Linked DNA regions of Homo sapiens: region 2 is linked to region 1. A link is a loop called in an ENCODE intact Hi-C map of the cell type or tissue named here. Cell type or tissue: B cell. All regions are shown on one strand. Links, peaks and the distances in the headings refer to the core of each region. The heading gives the core; the rest is flanking DNA.

What was found. Hi-C counts contacts between places; a loop is a spot of excess contacts. Peaks named below come from ENCODE experiments on the same cell type or tissue, not always from the same donor. Only the 100,000 strongest peaks of a DNase experiment are listed, where the experiment ranks them.
Region 2: a loop joins it to region 1, with 6 times the contacts of the local background. A loop is called at or near these places in 9 of 110 quality-filtered maps.

Annotation. Positions count from the first base shown.
Region 1 is chr3:122,555,674-122,567,025 of GRCh38, forward strand. It overlaps PARP9 (poly(ADP-ribose) polymerase family member 9), which reads right to left and starts at 8,627. Exons shown (of 11, transcript NM_001146105.2): 1 at 8,572-8,627; 2 at 3,933-4,036; 3 at 2,761-2,794; 4 at 1-448. The coding sequence starts at 3,947. It overlaps DTX3L (deltex E3 ubiquitin ligase 3L), which reads left to right and starts at 8,665. Exons shown (of 5, transcript NM_138287.3): 1 at 8,665-8,940; 2 at 10,186-10,397. The coding sequence starts at 8,754. LOC105374071 (a long non-coding RNA gene) reads left to right here. Exons shown (of 5, transcript XR_001740869.2): 5 at 4,217-4,297. RefSeq lists a silencer at 8,413-8,512 and an enhancer at 8,553-8,672. In B cell, for the core only: CTCF peaks have their summits at 5,162 (motif pointing right) and 5,364; DNase peaks (open chromatin) are centred at 5,168, 8,118 and 8,678; H3K4me3 peaks cover 2,648 bases; H3K27ac peaks cover 4,387 bases.
Region 2 is chr3:122,613,521-122,623,214 of GRCh38, forward strand. It overlaps PARP15 (poly(ADP-ribose) polymerase family member 15), which reads left to right. Exons shown (of 12, transcript NM_001113523.3): 5 at 2,259-2,337; 6 at 3,495-3,644; 7 at 6,261-6,323; 8 at 7,924-8,091. Among named protein-coding and RNA genes, the nearest start is that of PARP15, 41 kb to the left of the region's middle. In B cell, for the core only: no CTCF peak of the experiment used is centred there; DNase peaks (open chromatin) are centred at 3,961 and 7,811; H3K27ac peaks cover 5,429 bases.

The DNA.
Region 1 (11,352 bases), core at 2,086-10,085:
CACCGAGGCCCAACAGCATGGATGATCTGTTTGCAGGGAAGCCTCCCTGCTCCCGTGACAGCTATCTCACCAGCTGACACTTTACCATATCTGGCAACAAACTGTTTGCTCTCTTCTTGGATTTCAAATCCACCAGCTTTTACCAGGGCCAGGGCCAGGCCTCCCCCATGCAGAAGATCTTCATTGGCTGCATTCACCACAGCATCAACAGCATGTGTGGTGAGGTCATCTTTCCAGACTGATAACTCTATCCTAGGAGTCAGCATTTTTCTGAACACTTGCAGAGATTTGCTGTTGCCTTCCTGAACTGGAGAGACCAGGGTAGAGATACAGCCAAACTTATTCTGGAGGACTTCACACAGCTGACGCTCATTATTTTTTAAAATTTTGAAGTCATTGTGGTTAATGGGAATTTGCCAACTATAGTTTTCTCCAAGAGCACCAGTCTCTGGAAAAGAAGAGAAGATTAAAAAAAAAAAAAAAAAAAAAAAAAAAAAAAAGCACAGTTTGAAAGGTTGTAATCCCACTTCATACCAGGAGACTGTGTTTCCTATGTGCAAAAGAGAGATGAACTTCATGTAGTGCTCTTCATGATTCTTCTTCTCAACTACACATATAATTAGACCACGGACATCTAAGAGTTTTCAGTGGTAGGTCACCCATAAAGTGCATAGTCTTGTGCCTGGCATATATTAAGTACTCCATAAGTGGTAGTTACTATGATGCAGTGATGATGGTAGGAAAACCATGTATATGGGGGCTTGTGAATTTTTAAAAATATATATAAAAGTGGCGAGCTTAGAAAGACCAATGCTTAGGGCACAGGTATTGGAAGGGACTTAATTATGAGCCAAAATAGGCGGAGGTTTTATAACTTTTTTGCCTTTGTCAGCATCTAAGTTTATGTTTTCTTAAGAGTAGACCCTGAGACAAAGATGTGAATGTAAGTAGTTTATTTGGGAGGTGATCCTAGGAAATACTAGGGCCTTGGGGTGGGGAGGGCAGGCTGGGAAAGTAAGACAAATGAACAAAGCACGTGTAACTAGGCAGATGGAACTTAACTCTACTGGGAAACAGTGTAGATCTTGTGCCTCAGGGTTATACCACTGGAGGGGTAGTAACCACAGGAGCTGGAGTATTTATCCAACTTCTTTTTCTTTTGAGACAGGGTCTCACTGTGTTGCTCAGGCTGCAGTGTAGTGATGCAGTCTTGGCTCACTGCAACTTCTGCCTCCTATGCTCAAGCCATCCTCCCACCTCAGCCTCCTGAGTAGCCAGGGCTACAGGCTCACAGCACTACACCCACACCATCGTGTCCAGCTAATTTCCGTATTTTTTTCTGTAGAGATGGGGTTTCACCATATTGCCTAGGCTGGTCTCAAACTCCTGATTTCAAGCAATCTGCCCACCTGGGCCGATTGAAATAAGGTAGTATACCTGTTATCAATTGATGGTAAGCCCCAGTTTAGCTGGCATTTTTTCCCCTTTCTCAGAGGCATTTCCCAGAGTGCTCCAAAAGATTCAAGCAATCTGCCCACCTGGGTGGCTTCAAAAAGGCCACCATGCCTGGCCTACCCAACTTCTATTGGTCATTGATTGAGGCAGTTCCCTGGTGAGGAGGAGTAGGGGAGACATTGGACCAGCCAATGAGCACTGATACTGTCTGCTTCAGTTCAGTAAATAATTCTTTATGATATTCTAGTCTGGCACAATTTTGGTGAAATTAAAACTAATTGACTAAAAATTATTTACCGTATGTGGCAGACAAGAAGATGTGCTACTCAGATCTCCCTGCGATTGGCTATGAAGTGGGAAATACAGTTAGCTGACAGCCTCCAGCTGTTAGCCCCTCAGGGTTCATCTCAGCTTTCAGCCAAGGTCATGCTATTCTCAGGGCAGCCTCCATCAGTAGCTGAGCAAGGCCATTCATGCCCAACGTGGGACACCTCTAACAGTCAATCTCAGGCTTGCAGAGACTGTCGGGTTTTTATTACAGTCTGATGGCTAGTCTGCCCAGTCCGGCTTCCTCTCTTTACCTTTCACAGTGAATTTTTTGCACTCCTAATTCCATCTCAAATTCTGCTTCCTGGAGGACCCAGCTTGGGACACTGTATTTCATGGTGTCTAAGATATTGTTGTTACAATGCCTCTGAGAAAGGGAAAAAAATGCCAACTAAACTGGGGCATACCATCAATTGATAACAGGTACACTACCTTATTTCAGTATTGTTAAAATGTGAAAAAAAAATGTGCATCCTAAAATAGATAAAATGTGATCATTACTTTTATTTTGCTTCAACTCCCATTTCTAATCTGAGTCTCCTAGAAAGACCTCTTGTGGCCTCAATTACCCAAACGAAGCCGGAATTGGGTAGTCAGGCCCTATTGGCCTGAGCTTTGGTTGAAAATCTTTAATGGGGGACCCCTGGAATTAGGCCAGAACTATTTAGCTTGTATAGTACTCGTTGAGCAAGGAGACAATCAGTTGGCCACCCCATCTGGTCAATTCAGCCATAGGCTGTCGTTAAAAGAGTCTCACATTTACGGGCAAAGGAGAGGAATGGTGTAGGCCTTGAGAGAATATGCCTGCTGGTCGGTGCCACACCAACTCTGAAGCATGTGCGGGGGTCCCCACAAGGGTCTGCAGTCACGCACCTGAGCACTTGTAGGGGAGACATTCTTCTGTATTCCCCTTTCTCCACTGAGGAAAGATCTGAGCAAAGACTTTCTGAAACAAGAGTGAGAGCGAGGTAATCCTACCTGATTTTTCATTGTAAGCTGCTGCTCCGGCCACCTGTGAAAAATGAGAATGGCTTTCTTAAAAAATGGAAGTGGAATGACTACAGCTTACTGATAACCAATACACCCTAGTAAACACAATGCAATGGAAATCCTGCTCAAAGCACTGTGTTTGGGAGGGCAGGAAGCATGTGTTTTTTTAAATCTGCATGCCCGAAACACTTAAAATACTAAATGTGCCAGCAAACATTGGCCCTATGTCATTTCCCTAGGGGCCGATGCATTTCTTTTTTTAAATTTAATTTTATTGTTTTTCGAGACAAGGTTTCACTCTGTCACCCAGGCTGGAGTGCAGTGGTGCAATCACAGTTCACTGCAGCCTTGAACTCCTGGGCTGAAGCAATCCTCCCATCTCAGTCTCCTGAATAGCTGGGACTACAGGCATGCACCACCATGCCCAGCTAATTGTTTTTACTTTTTTAGAGATGAGCGGAGTCTTGCTATGTTGACCAGGCTGGTCTCGAACTACTGATTTCAAGTGATCCTCCTGGCTTCAGCCTCTGTAGTAACTGGGATTATAGGCGCCAGCCACCGCCAATGCATCTCAGTGCATCTCATTCTAATTCAGAATGAGATGAGGTTTAGAGATCAACACTTTAAAAGGCCCAAAAGTCACAGACCAAAATGACCCCAAACTCTCAGATAGACTCCAATCTCCAAAAGCTCATGGGGTTTCTCTAGACAGAAGACCTGGGGACATGAGCCTCATCAGCTCTGTCTCTCATCCACCAGCAAGGATCCACTTTTAATTGCCTTTGTCATGGTACAAACCTTAATGTGGAATTTTCAAGTTTAGTAAGTGACTTCTAATCTGATCTTTCTCTATTCCCTTCTTTTCATTCATCCTCTATTACTCTCCTTACCCCAACCCGAAAAAGCAGAATCACTAAATGAGCTGAGAATTAAAATGATTCTGAAAAATCATCCAGCTTCAAGTTGACACTATTTATTAGATTAGCATATTCTTGATTCCCCATTTCTCAAGAAGGGAGAAAGGAGAAAACTTTATTGAGCTATTAAAAGCAGATGAGGATGTCAACTGTTGGTGAACACCCCAGATTTCTTGCTGTTATATAAAGAAGTATTCATGTGCTGATCAAGGTTCATGACGTATACACATTTATGCTTTTTACCATGGAAAAGTCCATCCTCCAGGTCCCCGGGGGAGTCTTTAAATGTTTATTCCCTTTTGCGCTTCAAAGCATAGACTGTAGTTTCCAGATATGGTGGCCCACTTCTAGGAATGAATTAGAAAAGATGCAATAAACATTAGCCAGAATCTTAGGAAATTCGGTAAGAATATACTGTAGGAGGACTGAACATGATTTCTGATCTTGATGAGTTCTTAATTTCCTTGATAACGATGTACACATTGTTTTGCTGTTGTTGTTACTGTTTGCCTTCTACCCTTTCCAAGAGAGGTTCCAGTGGAAATCATAATGGCAGTTCAGAGAAGGGAAAATGCTCTACGACCTGGAACAGGAAAAGCTATATGGAGGAGTTGAGACTAGAGCCTGGTCATGAAGGATGCAGGAGGTTTTTACATATTTAGAAGAAGAGGGTGATAACAAAGTGGTGAGACTGAGAACAGCATTCAAAGAACAGTAAAGAAGACCGAGCTTATGAGTGAGTGAAGCCCCCTGGAGAGCGTTTGAAGAAAGAGGAAATGCCACTAGAGCCTGTGAGGGGGGTGTATTATTGAATTTGTGATAAACATCCTTGACCTAATGATAGGGGTATATCTGGTTAAAAGTCAGAAAATCTGGGAAAAATACTTTGTTATGATTTTCCATCTAATAGGTAGGAATTAAAGATTATGAATTTTTAGAAGACTGATGATGAAAATGCTTAAAGATACAGTTGCCCACACTTGTTGCTATATTTAGGCCTCGAAATGATTTCTTTGTTTGTTTTTTTGTTTGTTTTTTTGTTTTTTGAGTTGGAGTCTCACTCTGTCCCCCAGGAATGCAGTGGCTCGATCTTGGCTCACTGCAAGCTCCGCCTCCTGGGTTCACGCCATTCTCCTGCCTCAGCCTCCTGAGTAGCTGGGACTACAGGCGCCCGCCACCACGCCCAGCTAATTTTTTGTATTTTTAGTAGAGATGAGGCTTCACCGTGTTAGCCAGCACGGTCTCAATCTCCTGACCTCGTGATCTACCCGTCTCGGCCTCCCAAAGTGCTGGGATTACAGGCGTGAGCGACCGCGCCTGGTCGAAATGATTTCTAATGTCTTTGCAATAGAAACATTTTGTACAACCATCTACAGCATCAGAGCACTATTCTTACTCATCAAGGGAAAGCAGCAGGTCTAGTACAATCCTTTGCATTCTAAAATGCAAAGACAAGATGCATTTTTTGCCTCCAGAGGGCACTGCTGTTTTCAAAAAAGAAGGATGACTTCATCTGCTTTGGCCATGGGCTTTTGCTTTAAATGTTGCACCTGTTTCTGTCTTCAGGCCAAGTTTTACAGGCCTATGGATAGCCAAACAAGGAGCATAGTGCCCTAAGCATTCCATTTCTTCCATTTTAAAAACAGAAAAGCCTTCCCAACTTTCCATCACTGGTTCCTACTGTGTTTCCTTCTCTTCATAAGCAGCCAAACTTCTGGAATGAGTAGTGGACTCTCCTTCTGTCCACCTGCCCACTCAGCCTACTATAACCTGGCTCCCTGCCTCATTCCCAGCACCCTTTTGAAACTGCCAGTGGCCAGGCATGGCGGCTCACACCTGTAACCACAGCACTTTGGGAGGCAGAGGCAGGCAGATTGCTTGAGCTCAGGAGTTCGAGACCAACCTGGGCAACATGGCAAGACCTCATCTCTACTAAAAATACAAAAAGTTAGCTGGCCATGTTGGTGCATGCCTATAGTCCCAGCTACTTGGGAGGCTGAGATGGGAGGATCACTTGGTGGGAAGTTCAGGCTGTAGTGAGCTGTGATTGTGCCACTGCACTCCAGCCTGGGCAAGAGGAATGAGACCCTGTCTCAAAAAAAAGAAGAGAAACTGCTCATCAGAATCCCTCATGTGGTTAATGCCAATGGATTATCTTCTATCCATCTTTACTGGACCACTTTCTATAGTATTTCACTCTTTGATTCCTGAAATTCTGCTTTCCTGGCTTCTCCTATGCCATCTTCCCTTGGTTCTTCTATTACCCTTCACTTTGCCTTTACAGGCCTTTTCCCTGCGTTCACTTCCACCATCTCCCTCTTAATTGTTTGCCCCAGGATTCTGTCTAAGGCGTTTTTCATCTCATTCTGCATACTCCCCAGGAGTGATCTCATCCATTTCCATGGCTTCAACTCACCAATTGCAAATATGACTCTTATATCTGCAGTTCTAGGCCATGGCTCTCCTGAGCCCCATTTTTCAACTCCACCTGGAGGTCTCACAGTCCCCTCAAATTAGCCTCTGCAAAAGTAGACCTCTTATCTCCTGGTCCCCAATCCTCCATCCCACCCCCACCAAATCCATACTTTATCTCCTGGATTCTACAGCTCAGTAAATGATAATACCATTTACGTACTCAAATCAGAAATCTAGGAACTTTCCCTGAGTCTTTTTTGTCTCATATCTGGGACCTGACAAACTAAATCACTTTCAAATATGCCCCTTCCTTCCTCGCCCACTGACACTGCCTCACTTCAGAGTCTCAGCAACTTTTGCCTGAGCTGTGGCAATATACTCTTTTCTTTTCTTTTCTTTTCTTTTCTTTTCTTTTCTTTTCTTTTCTTTTTGAGACGGAGTCTTACTCTGTCGCCCAGGCTGTGGCGCGATCTTGGCTCATTGGAAGCTCCGCCTCCCGGGTTCACGCCATTCTGCTGCCTCAGCCTCCCTAGTAGCTGGGACTACAGGCGCCCACCACCACGCCTGGCTAATTTTTTTTTTTTTTGTATTTTTTTTAGTAGAGACGGGGTTTCACCATGTTAGCCAGGATGGTCTCGATCTCCTGACCTCATGATCCGCCTGCCTTGGCCTCCCAAAGTGCTGGGATTACAGGCGTGAGCCACCGCGCCCAGCCATCAATATACTCTTTTCAAAGATTTAAATGTACCTAGTTTGACATTTTATTGTTTGAATAGGTATTACATTTACATGGTTCAAATTTAGAAAATGTAAAAGGTTTCCTCCTGTCTCCGCTGCTAAATTCCCTGTCCAGAGTCAATCAGCGCTTCTCCTGTATTCTTCCAGTGGCATTTTTTACACGAAAGGTAGTAGCTTATACACACACTTCTGCATCTTATTTTTCCCACATAATGTATCCTAGAGATCTTTTCATGTTAGCACATAGAGAGCTTTTTCATTTTTCCTACTGCCCATTGTATTCCATTGTATAGATATACTATTATTATTAAACTGCTAGTCCCCCTATTTATGGGCATTAAAGAGTTCCCTATCTTTTGCTATTGTAAACAAGGCTGTAAAGAACATCTTTGTACACAGGTCACTTCACACAGGGGCTAATATATCAATGGGACAAATTCCTAGAAATGGAACTCCAGAACCAAAAAGTATATGCAGTTGTAATTCTGACAGTATTGCCAAATTGTTCACAGTAAAGACGGGCCCATTTCCAGTCTTACCAGCCATGTGCAAAAACCTTATCTCAGGCCTCTCTGCCGCCACTCATCCCTGCTTGTAAATGTGTCCTCCACACGGTTGTCAGCACCATATTTCTAAAATGCAAATCTGGCAAGTCATTTTCTTGCTTTCCCTGCTTAAAGCCCTTCAGGTCATCTTCACTGCTCTTCAAGGCTTTTCACCATCTAAATATGTCCTGTCCAGGGTGGACTATCAGCCTCACATAGCTACTGAGGCTACATGTGGCCAGTCTGAATCGAGATGTGATGTAAGTATAAGAAAAACACTGGGTTGCAAAGACGTGGTATGATAAAAAGAATGTAAAAATCTCATTACATGCTGAAATGATTAAGTTTTGGATATGTCAAGCTAAATAACATCATTACAGTTAATTTCATCTGTTTCTTTATCCTTTAAAAATTTCCTAAAAATCATTAAAATTAATTTCATCTGTTTCTTTATCCTTTAAAAAATATGGCTGCAAAAATTTTAGAATGAACCTACTGGCTCCCATTGTATTTCTGCTGGACAGTGCCCATCTAGGTAGGCTCTCCCTCCTTCATCCCCTCACCCATCTCCTCTCCTCCCAGGCCCCAGGCCCACTCTGTGCTTCAGACCACAGTGGTCCCTAAGCCTCAGGTGCTTTTCCCCCCAATCCTGTCCTCCCCATCTCGCCGCCACACTCAATTTATTAAGATTCTGCTTGAAACTTCCCCTTGGAGGCCTTGGAGAAGTTTTGCTCCTTGGTTCACAGGTCCGCCTCCCCTCACCAGCCCTTGACATCAGGGCCTTGCTCTGCTCTTTGGGCAGCAAGAAACAATTCAGTGCTGTTGGTTAAATCAAGCAATGGAGGAGAAAAGCCCGCAGAAGCCCGTCTAAAGGGTAGAGTTGGAGGGAGGGAAGGGGTAACAGGTCACAATTACCAGATGAACACATTCAAATTTTCAAAAATGGGTAAGTTTAACATGGATTCAGAATGTGAATTACTTTTTAGGATCAAATAATAGTGGTAACAGCAGTAAGAGTTACAAAGAATAAGAAACACAGGAGAAACTTACTTTCTTTGCATAGTCTACTCACAAGGGAGGCCTGGCCCTGGGACCCGGGTCCGCGCCCGTCCCCCTTCTCCCCGCCCACCTCGAGCCTGCAGGAGAGGGGACCCCGAGGGCCCAGAGGCACCGGACCTACTCACCCGGCAGGCCGCTCTCCTCGGTGCAGACAGCACAGGGAGGAGGGGGAAGCGGCTCTGCCGGGAACAGGGAGGGACCTCCAGGGAAGCGAAACTGAAACTTTGCGCCCAGTCCGCAGGGCGGGCCGCGCCTTTACCGCCCAGCTGCCTCCCGGAGCCCCCGCGCCCTCCCGACGCGCAGAGCCATGGCCTCCCACCTGCGCCCGCCGTCCCCGCTCCTCGTGCGGGTGTACAAGTCCGGCCCCCGAGTACGAAGGAAGCTGGAGAGCTACTTCCAGAGCTCTAAGTCCTCGGGCGGCGGGGAGTGCACGGTCAGCACCCAGGAACACGAAGCCCCGGGCACCTTCCGGGTGGAGTTCAGTGAAAGGGCAGGTGAGCTTCGGGCGGCCAGGCTGCGAAAGCCCTCTGGGGGCCCGGCCCCCGGGTTTCCAGGCGGACCCAGTTCCAGCTGACCTAGGGGAGAGGGCGGGAGAAAGTATGTCACTGTGCGGTGGCGGACAGGGACGGGGCCCTACTGCCAAGAGACTCACTGAGACAGTGAACACTCGGTGGAGGATGGGGCCTCACATGTGCCTGGTGCGGGTCTGGCTGACGGCGCCTTAGTGTGGATGCTTTCCATATCCTCATTCTAACTTAATTTCTCAGCTGTCATCTTCCTTCCCCCAGATGCCTGCCAGCTGCTGTCCTTGTCATTCAGGGATTCCACTTTTATGTTTTAAATAATGGTTCCATTGTTCCATCCATGAACAAAAGGATGTTCCATTTTGTGTTTTTGAGGATTACAAAAGTGATATATGCTCACTATAGAAATAAAAGAGTAAAAAAGAAAACAACCTGAAGATAAACAATGTGACCATTTGGTGTATTTCCTTCCTGCCTTTTTTTATGAATGCCAGCAAACACATGTATATTTACAAAATTCGGAGTCTGCACTTTTGATTCCTGCTGTTGTCACTTACCTGTATAATGAGTATTGAAATGGGAGACTGGGCCGGGTGCGGTGGCTCACGCCTGTAATCCTAGCACTTTGGAGGCCGAGGTTGGTGGATCACCTGAGGCCAGGAGTTCGAGACCAGCCTGGCCAACATGGGGAAATTCCGTCTCTACTAATAATACAAAAATTACCCGGGCATGGTGGTGCGCACCTGTAATCCAAGCTACTCTGGAGGCTGAGGCAGGAGAATCGCTGGAACTCGGGAGGCAGAGAGGTTGCAGTGAGACGAGGTCCTACCATTGCACTCCAGCCTGGGTGACAGAGTGAGACTCCGTCTAAAAAAAAAAAAAAAAAAAAAAAGAAGGAAGGAAGGGAGGGAGGGAGGGAAAGAAGGAAGAAGGAAAGGGGAGACTGGAGACAGTTTTAGAAACATGATGTTTAATCGGTGGACAATGTTCCATTGTCATTAAGCTTTCACTTCTATAGTAAAACTTAATCCGCACACTTTAGAGCTCTTAATAGCTCCCCGACTTTCTCCATCGCCAACCCACCATTCCAGGATGCAGGGAGCAGCCTTACTGGGAGGTGCTGGGGCAGAGTACAGACACAGGAATGAGAGGATTACTTGAAATCTCTCCCATTTTTATGTGTGTATATGTGTGTGTTTAATGTCTCCACTGAAGCTAAGGAGAGAGTGTTGAAAAAAGGAGAGCACCAAATACTTGTTGACGAAAAACCTGTGCCCATTTTCCTGGTACCCACTGAAAATTCAATAAAGAAGAACACGAGACCTCAAATTTCTTCACTGACACAATCACAAGCAGAAACACCGTCTGGTGATATGCATCAACATGAAGGACATATTCCTAATGCTGTGGATTCCTGTCTCCAAAAGGTGAGTATTGAAAGAAGGAGCTGGCTGTGCCTGCGCCTCCTCTCCAGTCACCAGCCTCATGTATTATTGATCCAACACCCATGTGCTGGGCACGTACATGGGAGCCAGGCACTGTTTTAGGCACTGGACACAGAGATGAATATAACAGACAAGGCCCCTGCTCTCAGGCAGCTTATACTGGGGGCCAGGTCATGCACAGAAAGACAGTAGGCAAGTAAACAAAATAAATAAAACCATTTTATTTATTTGGAGAGAAACAGCGCCAGGGCAAGCAAGGGGAAGATGGGGGTGGTGTTACTTCTTTTTTTCCCCCCAAGACAGAGTCTCACTTTATCGCCCAGGCTGGAGTACAGTGGCACAATCATGGCTCACTGCAGAGTTGACCTCCTGGGCTCAAGGGATCCTCTCACCTCAGTCTCCTGAGTAGCTAGGACTATAGGCGCCACTACACCCAGCCAATTTTTTTTTTTTTTGTAGAAACAGAGTCTCACTATGTTGCCCAGGCTGTTCTCAAATTCCTGGGCTCAAGCGATCTGCCCGCCTTGGCCTCCCAAAGTGCTGGGATTACAGTCATGAATTACTGCACCTGGCCTGGTGCTACTTCTAACCAGAAATCAGAGACAACTTGACTGAGGAGGTGATGTTTGGCCTGAAACTTGAATGATGACAAGATTCATTCAACAATAGATATCCACTGCCTACTGTGTTCCAGGCACTGTTATAGGAGCTGGGGAGGCAGCCAGGAACATGGCAGACTCGGCTTCCAGGGACGGCACCTTCTAGAGAGAGAAACAGACAATATTAGTAAACAATAGATATATAATAAAATGTCTGCCAGTCATACCTGCTAGGAAGAAGAATAAGTGACAGACAGTGACAGAACCACCATTTAAAATAGGATGTCTGGAAAAACCTCAAGTGAGGTGACATCTCTAGCCAAGTGGATTTCTGGGCG
Region 2 (9,694 bases), core at 3-8,002, 56 kb after region 1:
TGGCCTAGACATTTTAACACTGACTACATGAAAGCTAAGTCATGGCTTTATCTATGGGGAAAGGGCAGAATGAGAGAAGCCTCAAGGATTTAGTTATTTGGATAGCATAGACCAGTCTACACAAGTCTGTGAGTGTCTACAAACTAGAAATAGCAGCACCATATTCAGCAGTGGAGAAGCAGTCAAGGCACACTAACTAAGTAGTTCCCACTGACATTAGAAGAATGGTATACTTAGGTTTAATCTCAGTTTTGCCATTTAAAAGTTGGGTGACATACCTCTCTGAATCTCAGCTTTTTTTTTTTTTTTTTTTTTTTTTGAGACAGAGTCTCGTTCTGTTACCCAGGCTGGAGTGCAGTGGTGTGATCTCGGCTCACTGCAGCGGCGTGATCTCAGCTCAATGCAGCCTCCGCCTCCTGGGCTCAAGCAATCCTCCCATCTTAGCCTCCCTAGTAGCTGGGATTACAGGCATGTGCTACCACGCTCGGCTAATTTTTGTATTATTAGTAGAGATGGGGTTTCTCCATGTTGGCCAGGCTGGTCCTGACCTCAGGTGATCCACCCACCTCAGCCTCCCAAAGTGCTGGGATTACAGGCGTGAGCCACTGTGCCCAGCCTGAATCTCAGTTTTATCAAGTGTAAGATGAGTGTGGTAATAACACCTTTCGGAATTGTTCTAACTATTAAAACGGGTGTATTTGAAGTGTTTTGCATGATATCTAGCACATAGAAAACCCCCAAAACTGGTAGTAGTCATTACCCAACTTTAAGGACTGACAAGCAATTGCTACAACTTACTAACATCACCACTTAAACTGGATCAAAGATAATTTTGTTTTTTAAGTTCTTAGTTATACTTACCCATTCTGGATGGAAGTGTGGTCTTTCCAGAGATGTTTCCCAGAGTTCCCCAGAAACACTCCAAAGTATTGCATGATGTAGTTTGTAAGCAAATTTATCCATAGGAAATAATAATAATATTTTAAAAAACAACATTTACCCCCAAAGGTTCTTAGTTTTTTTCCCCCGGTAAATATAAAATATCCAGAGACATATTTTTTTGCTCAAAGATAAACTGGGGGAAATTATTATTAGCAAACTGTTCGTGATATCTGTGTCCTTGTTGAGTTCACAATAACATCTGCCCTTTATTGGGGTGACATCTTCAGTAGCAATCTGGAAAGTAACTGCCCCAAATTTCATTGTTAACCAAGAATTAGAAACATGGACTGGTGCAGTGGCTCACGCCTATAATCCCAGCACTTTGGGAGGCTGAGGCAGGGGGATTGCTTGAGTCCAGGAGTTCAAAACCAGCCTGTGCCACATGGCAAAACCTCATCTCTACAAAAAATACAAAAAATTAGCCGGGCGTGGTGGTGTACATCTGTAGTCCCAGCTACTTGGGAGGCTGAGGTGGGAGGATCAGTTGAGTCCAGGGGGTTGAGGCTGCAGTGAGTCAAGATCATGCCACTGCACTCCAGCCTGGGCAACAGAATGAGACTCTGTCTGCAAAAAAAAAAAAAAAAGAAAAGAAAAGAAAAGAAAGAAAGAAAGAGAAAAAGAAAAAGTAGAAACAGTCCCAAAGATACCTGAAAAGAAAGAAAATGGATGAAGACAACCCAAGTGAAACTTTATAACTCTACTCTGTCGCCCATTGCTCAATTTTATCACTCACACGACCAAAATGCCTTTTTGTTTTTTCCATTTCTAAACAAAACTTCAATGTCTGAGGTTTTCTAACGTGGATTTTCGTGTTTTCATTCAGGAGGCTTTGGCTGGACCTAAGAGATGAAGCATACTGTATGTATTTGTTGTTAATCAACCCCAGAATGTACCTAACAGCCAAAGATGCCAAGGAACGTTGTTGCCCTGCCCCCTGCTCACCTACAAATACTCTACACTTCCCTCAGCCTATTGGATGTAGGAGATTAGAATTATGGGGCTTCAAAAGAGGAGGGATAACGATAGTGGTCACAAAAAAGGCATGTGACTTCCTGCAGAGCCACAGTCAGCACCCCTGCTGACATACTTGCCTGGACAGTGTTAGTTTACTCACAAAGTAAAGCAAATCAGCACTGCTATTTGTGGAGAAAATTCCTAGGTTGAACCGCAATCCTTTAAGAAGTCTCTGAGGGAAGAGGAAATATTTTGAGAACTATTGTTATCAACTCTTTGATATCTGATGATCAATGCTCCAAAGAATTGGATTAATATTTTTACACAATATTGTTGTAGTCAGTAACTGTTTCTATTTCCAGGCATTTTTAGATGAATTCACTAACTGGTCAAGAATAAATCCCAACAAGGCCAGGATTCCCATGGCAGGAGATACCCAAGGTCTGGTAAAGTCGTTCTGCTAAGGAAATATTTCCTTTTGCTGAGCAACTCTTCAGTGGTAGTTGAAGTCCAGTAGAAGTAGGCAAAGCTAATTCACATGAAGAACAAATCTGTGATGGGGGAGGTGTTAGAGCATGTCCCATTGTCTGGGCACACAAAGAAGCAATCGCATATTAACATGAACCAAATTAATGGTAATGAAACCAGAGTTTCTAAGAAATGGTAATAAAATAATAACTAAACCGTGCCTGGCACACTATACTTTACTGATTGCTTTCATATATAGTATATTATTTAACGTGTACAATGGCCCCGTGGCAGGTGGTTCTGTTGCCACTGTATAAACGTTGAAAGGTAGATCTAAAGGGTTTAAGGGATGAGCTGAAGTGGCACAGCTAAGTTGTAAGCCTCAGAGTGTGGAGTGGAGAGTAATATGCCAACAGGTTAAAGGTAACTTCCTCTGAGCAGTCTTTTTTTTTTTTTTTTTTTTGAGATGGAGTCTTGCTCTGTCACCCAGGATGGAGTGCAGTGGCGTGATCTTGGCTCACTACAAACCCCGCCTCCTGGGTTCAAGCAATCCTCCTGCTTCAGTCTCCCGAGTAGCTGGGATGACAGGTGTGCACCACCACACCCAGCTAATTTTTCTGTATTTTTAGTAAACACACGGTTTCACCATGTTGACCAAGCTGGTCTCGAACTCCTAACCTCAAGTGATCCTCCCACCTCAGCCTCCCAAAGTGCTGGGATTTTGGAGCAGCCTTTATATTGCTACACCTGTGGTAATAAAAGACCCTCCTAGCAGTGTTGTCTGCAAGAAAGGACAGTGCCCTTTTCACACTCCCTTTTTTTTCTCACTCCTCTCTCTTGACACCCCAGCAGCTCTTGCCAGTAAACAGACTGACACTATCGGATATTTCTGCCTTATCCTATGTAACTCAGAAAATGTAGATATGCTTACTGTCACAAAGCGTTATTTTCTAATTTCCTTTAAAAAGAAAACCAAGCTGTTTAAGAGGCCAGGAGATGTGGCAATATTTCGGTTTATGTTGGGGGAAAAGAAAGAGGGCTGAGCTGGGAAGAGAATAGGGCCCCAAGATGAGTGCTGTTCCTCCAGAAGCTGAGCCAGCCCATTCTTTACCTATTTTCTTTCTTTTCAGGTGTGGTCGGGACTGTCTCTAAGCCTTGTTTCACAGCATATGAAATGAAAATCGGTGCAATTACTTTTCAGGTTGCTACTGGAGATATAGCCACTGAACAGGTAGATGTTATTGTAAACTCAACAGCAAGGACATTTAATCGGAAATCAGGTACTTTATTTAAGCAATATATTGTAATTATTAGTATGACTAATTTCTGGAAGGGAAATTGTGGCTAATATTTGCCCTGAGTGGACAGAGAGTGTTGTAGAAAATATGTGGTCTCTGAACTCAGGAAGACGTGGGTTGAATCCCAGCTATGCCACTTAGCAATGTGTAGCTGTGGACAAGTCACTTAACCTCTCTGAGTGTCAGTTTCTTTGCCTGTCAAACACCTATTTCCCAGGAGAGGATTAGATGGGGTGTTAACTGATATAAAGGTGGAGTTTAACTGACGCATTGTACTTAGTGTCAGCTCTCAACTGTTGAATTTCCACAAGTATAGTTTAGTACCTCTAAGTTCCTCTATTTTTACTTTCCTGTTTATGTAACCTACTTGGCATTTAGAACTCACCTTCGGTAGCTCTTCTCTTCTCTGCATTACACTGACCGAGAAATGAAACGCAACCGTTTTTCTTTATTTTCCGTGACATGTTTGACTCCCATTATAGTAACACATTCGGGCAGGCCCTCCCCTCATATGTCTATTAATTTATAACTTATACACATACACTCAACCTTTTTGGGTTTTTTGAGGCGGAGTCTCACTCTGTCGCCCAGGCTGGAATGCAGTGGTGCAATCTTGGCTCACTGCAACCTCTGCCTCCCGGGTTCAAGTGATTCTCATGCCTTAGCCTCCTGAGTAGCTGGGACTACAGGCATGTGCCACCCCCTAATTTATTTATTTATTTATTTTTTAGTAGAGATGGGGTTTTGCCATGTTGGCCAAGCTGGTCTGGAACTCCTGACCTCAGGTGATCTGCCTGTCTTGGCCTCCCTAAGTGCTGGGATTACAGGTGTGAGCCACCATGCCCAGCCCTCTTAAACTTTTGTATATTATAAAATGTTGACTTTTAAATTAAAAGGGTAAAATAAAACGGAAATAGAATTTAAATATTTTCTAAGTTGAAAAATATTATGGAACTTACCATGCAGAAGTGAATCTGTAGAATATCCATTTAATTCATTGGTCATTCCATTTTTCAGTCATTTAAAATGTAGACATAAAGAACATTTGGTTATTTGAAACATGCTAAGTTGAATCTATGCATTTATCCCTGTCCCCTTTTGGAATTCCATTATGTATTACAGTATACAGTTGTATACTGTAAAGGAATGAAAAGGATATAAACACACAAGAAAAAAGAACGTTGGAAGGAAAACAACTATGAACAAAAGATAACAAATTTTTAGACGATGGGGAGCTGCTAGCCAAGGGTGGTAACTGCCATGGAGTAGAGAAAATTTAGTACCTGCAGGCGAGAAGAGTAGCCCCAGAGACACAGGAATTAGAGGCTGCTGGTATCTGGGAAGGCAGGGGGCAAGTACAGAGATGAAAATAAGATTGAATGAAATTCCAGATCAGTAGCAGTTAGACTACTTGATTGGATCCTCCATCCTATACAGCAGTAACTTTCCTTGCTCTTCCCTGGCCAGAGATGGGAGGTTTATTCTCTAGAGAAACAGAACCAGAGGGATTTTGGACTTAGGGCACCAGGCATAGGTGAGATGAGGAGCTAGGCTGAAAACTGTTTAAGAGAACATCTGTGGACCAAACATCGAGTGCCCAGCCCCTCTCCTGCATGGATCCCAGAGCAGCAGACAGGAGGTGCTGCCTGCTCGCCTTACACTGAAGCCCGCTGGTCAACAAGCCTTCTTGCATAGAGCTTCTAAGCTCACTCTTAAATAGGAATGGACTGGTGAAGATCACTTGACATTTGAGGAAAATCTTCACAGCAAAGACAGAGACCAGAACAAACAAATTGAAAAGAGATTTTTTTAAAAAGAGACATTTTATAACACATATATAATCAAGGATATAGAGATATAGATATCTTCATAATGATAAAACAACTAACATTCATTCAATATTTTCTGCATGCCGGCTTCTGTGCTAAGCATTTTTCATCCATTATCTCTTTTAATGTACAAATAACCCTGTGAGGGAAGTGCCATATTAGCCTCTGTGTAACAGATGAGGAACTTATTAGTCACATACTAGCTAGTAAATACTGGAGTCAACTTCAACCCAATTTGTCAAAATGCAAAGTCCATATTTTTAACGACTCGACCCAGCTGTCATTAGACTTGACCAAAGTGGTGAAGCTACGACTTTGACTGGAAGATTCACTGGAGTGAAACCAGCTGTTTAACTGAGCAGGGCAGGGAATCAAAGAACTTAGTAAAGTGCTTGATTTTATTACAGTTTTGAGATCCATGCTTCTCAGTATCAGAACTTTTATTTTTATAGTTTCATTCGTTTTTACAAAATAATAAGGGTAGAATGCAAAAAATTTCAAATAACTGCAAAAACAGTCCTGTATAAATAGAGAAGGTAAAGTTGCAGACGCCAGCCTTTCAGCTCCTGGGCACTTCCATGGCACTGAGATCAGACTGTTCATCAGCCACTGGGTGGAGGTTGCTATAGAAAGAGCAGTTGGTCGGGCGTGGGGGTGGTCAATGGATTATGCACAAAAGGGTGAGTTGAGCAGAAGTCTAATGTACAAAAACTATAACCACTTATTGAATTCTAACTGATGCCTTTTACCATTAACATGTCTTATTTAGGTGTGTCAAGAGCTATTTTAGAAGGTGCTGGACAAGCTGTGGAAAGTGAATGTGCTGTACTAGGTATGGGCACATGTTACTTTTGACTACAAACTTGAAAATCAGAGGGCTGAGATTACAGTGAGAGGATGTACAGGAGGACTGGAGGTGGAGTAAGTAGCGAGCAAAACTTTGCAAGAAGGTTGGTTCACTGGAAGAGCAGGCAGAGGTGGTGGAACTTGGAGGCTATGGGGGAGAGGTTCTTCATCCCACCATCTCATCTGTCTCTTACTTCCTGAGTAGTAAAAAGAACCCAGGCCTGGGTCCTAATAATCCAGGCTCTGCCATTTACTGAGCGATCCTAGGCACGTCATCTAACTGCTAAGAGCTTTGCTTCTCTCATCAGTAGGAAAGTTCTACTAATAAGTAGTGTGGGAAAGCTGTGCCACAGGTGGTTTTGAGGATCAGAAGGAACAATTAATGTGAAAAGTTCTGTAAACTGTGAAGTGCTGTACAAACTTTCCCCAAACTTGTTCTACTTCTTCCAGCACAACTGCATATAGCCAACTTCTAATCCTTTTATGAATGAGTGTGGACTTTGAGTGGGGAACCTAAGGTAGTGATTATAAACTGTTTGTCCTTCAAAATATCCCTTGCAGAGTAGGGTAGACACTCAGCTATGAGTATGCTTTCAAGAAGTCATAGAGCACCATGTTTGACAATGTATTCCCACAACCGACCTGCTACAATGCCTGAAACTCCTATCTTAGTAGCTGTCCTCTGATTAAGAAATTTCTCTGGAGTGAATACAGTTCTGGAGTGACAGCAAAGGAAGGTAATATTTGATTACTAACATGAGGACGTTAGCAGGTGTTTGAGTACTGGGAGAGCTCGCTGTGCCTGGGAGGCAGGAGCAGAGGATGAAGGTGGGCTGGACAAGCTGGAAAAGCCTGAGGAGGCTGCCTGGGAGGGGAGGGTGGGAGGGACACCCGAGGGGCCCTAGGGAGTGCCTGGTCATGGGTGCTCCTCAGGAGGGCAGGATGGGATGGGCAGGGATCCACTCTCCTCCTCCCTTTTGCTGGCCCCAGCCTTACTCAGAGCAGTCTGAACCAAAGAAGCAGTGCCTTAAAATGGCCCTCATAATTTCCATGTGCTCAAGAGCTCTAGGGTCCTGAGCCAAGGAGAAGTTTTCATCCTTTCACACCTCTGTGCCACAGAGTACGTTGCTTTTATCTCCTTCAAAATTAATGTGGCTGAATGTGCATAGAAATTGCTCTTCTGGGACAGCAGAGTGGGGGTTAAGAGCTATGGAGACTGGCTGCTTGGGTTCGAGTCCTAGGCAATCTTTAGCTACTGACCTTACCTCTCTCTGTGGCTGTTTCATGTGTGTAATGGGGAAAACAGTACCTGCCTCATAGGCTTGTTTTGAGGATTGAGCAGATTGATGCAGATAAAGTACTTTTGAACAGCACCCCAAATACTCAACAGTGTATTTGTTGAGCTCGAGAATTCTGATTGTAAAGAAAATGTGGTTGTCACAGTCCAGTGAATGAAACCAACAAGCTCGAGTGAGACTGGGCTTCACAGCCTTCACGGATGTCAGCTGTTTTCATTTCTCAAAAATCAAAGTGTTGCCTCCAGTAATTAATGGGCTGCATGTTTGTTTTTCTTTCCTTTTTTTCAGCTGCACAGCCTCACAGAGATTTTATAATTACACCAGGTGGATGCTTAAAGTGCAAAATAATAATTCATGTTCCTGGGGGAAAAGATGTCAGGAAAACGGTCACCAGTGTTCTAGAAGAGTGTGAACAGAGGAAGTACACATCGGTTTCCCTTCCAGCCATTGGAACAGGTTTGCAGCTTATCATTCTATAATAAAATTTGAGTGATACAAATTCCTTTAGAATTAGTCTCACTCTTAAGCAGATCAGTGCTGAATCCATCTGAAAGTGGGAACAATGATGTAAATCAGAGAGGGAGCCATCTTTTAGATCTGGAGGGCACCACCAGCTACTGGGCCGAAGCCTCTTTCCTCCATCTTTCTTCTTTATTTTTTCAAGACAGAGTCTCACTCTGTTGCCCAGGCTGGAGTGCAGTGGTGTAATCTCAGCTCACTGCAACCTCCTCCTCCCAGGCTCACGCAATCCTCCCACTTCAGCCTCCCAAATAGCTAGGACCACAGGTGTGTACCACCATGCCTGGCAAATATTTGTATTTTTTATGGAGACAGCGTTTCCCCATGTTGCCCACGCTGGTCTCAAACTCCTAGGCTCAAGCAATCCGCCTGCCTCAGCCTCCCTAAGTGCTGGGATTACAGGCATGGGCCACTGTGCCCACCCCTTTCTTCTTTATTTTATGTTCCCTAAGTATCTTTCCAAGTTTGGTCCTTAACTTCATAGTTTTCTCACTCTTCATTTTTTCTCCTTGGGGGATTCATTCAGTCTCATGTCTGGTAACATTTCTGCATTGACTCCCAAATCAGCATTTCTCATTCTCTCCAGGATCTCCTCTGGGGGAGTTTTCTATTACCAGAAACTTCATTACATCAGAATCCAAACTCATGATCCTCTCTTGAAAACAGACACTCCTCTTGAGCTCCTGGGCTTTCTCGTTTCCTCCTTTGGTGGTGCCATGACGCTCCCAGCTGCCCTGGCCTGCCATCCTTGCTTTGTTGTGTCCCCAGACACCCACAGTCAGCAAGTCCTGCTGAATCTTCTTCCAGAGAGTTGTTGAATTCCAGCCTTTCTTTTTGTTTCCAAACTCTTCAGACCTCCCCCATCTGGTTTACTTCAGCATCTCCCAGCCGGCTCCTCATTTGTGCATTCATTCATTGAATTGAAATGCCGTTACCTAGGCTCTGTGCAAGGCACTGGGGAGAAAATCATGAGTAAGATGCAGTCACTCCCCATGAGCAACAAACTCAGGTTTGTCCTGCTCACAGTTTCTAGGAACGCTTTCCTCATCTCTGTCATATCATCCAGTCATTTGCTCTTCTTAGTTGACAGTGCTACTGGTCACTCACTTCCTGATTCATTCACATCCATGTCCCCTGTCACTCTCATGGAAGTGAGGGCTTCTTATTTGGGAAGTATTAATAGTATGTAGCCACAGATTACCATTAATCTAAGAGAGTTTTTCAGCAATTAAATTCCTGGTCTTACAGCCACCACCATCATTTTAGCTCAACTCTGTAGACTTCCTTCCTCTTCCCAGATTAAAACAGAATGCTCCTGCAGGTATCCCAGGTCCCTCTCGTATGAACCCCAGGGCACCCTGCAATGTTTGCAGTACATTCTTCCTGGCTTCCACACACCGATAACCTTTTGTTATAACCTTTTGCTATCGGCGGTAATGAGGCCAATAGGGAAGCCAGGGGGAACGTGCTGCAGGCATTTTGTTACCACTTTTTGTTTCTTTTATTCATGCATTTCTCCCGATCTGGAGCTTCTCCCACA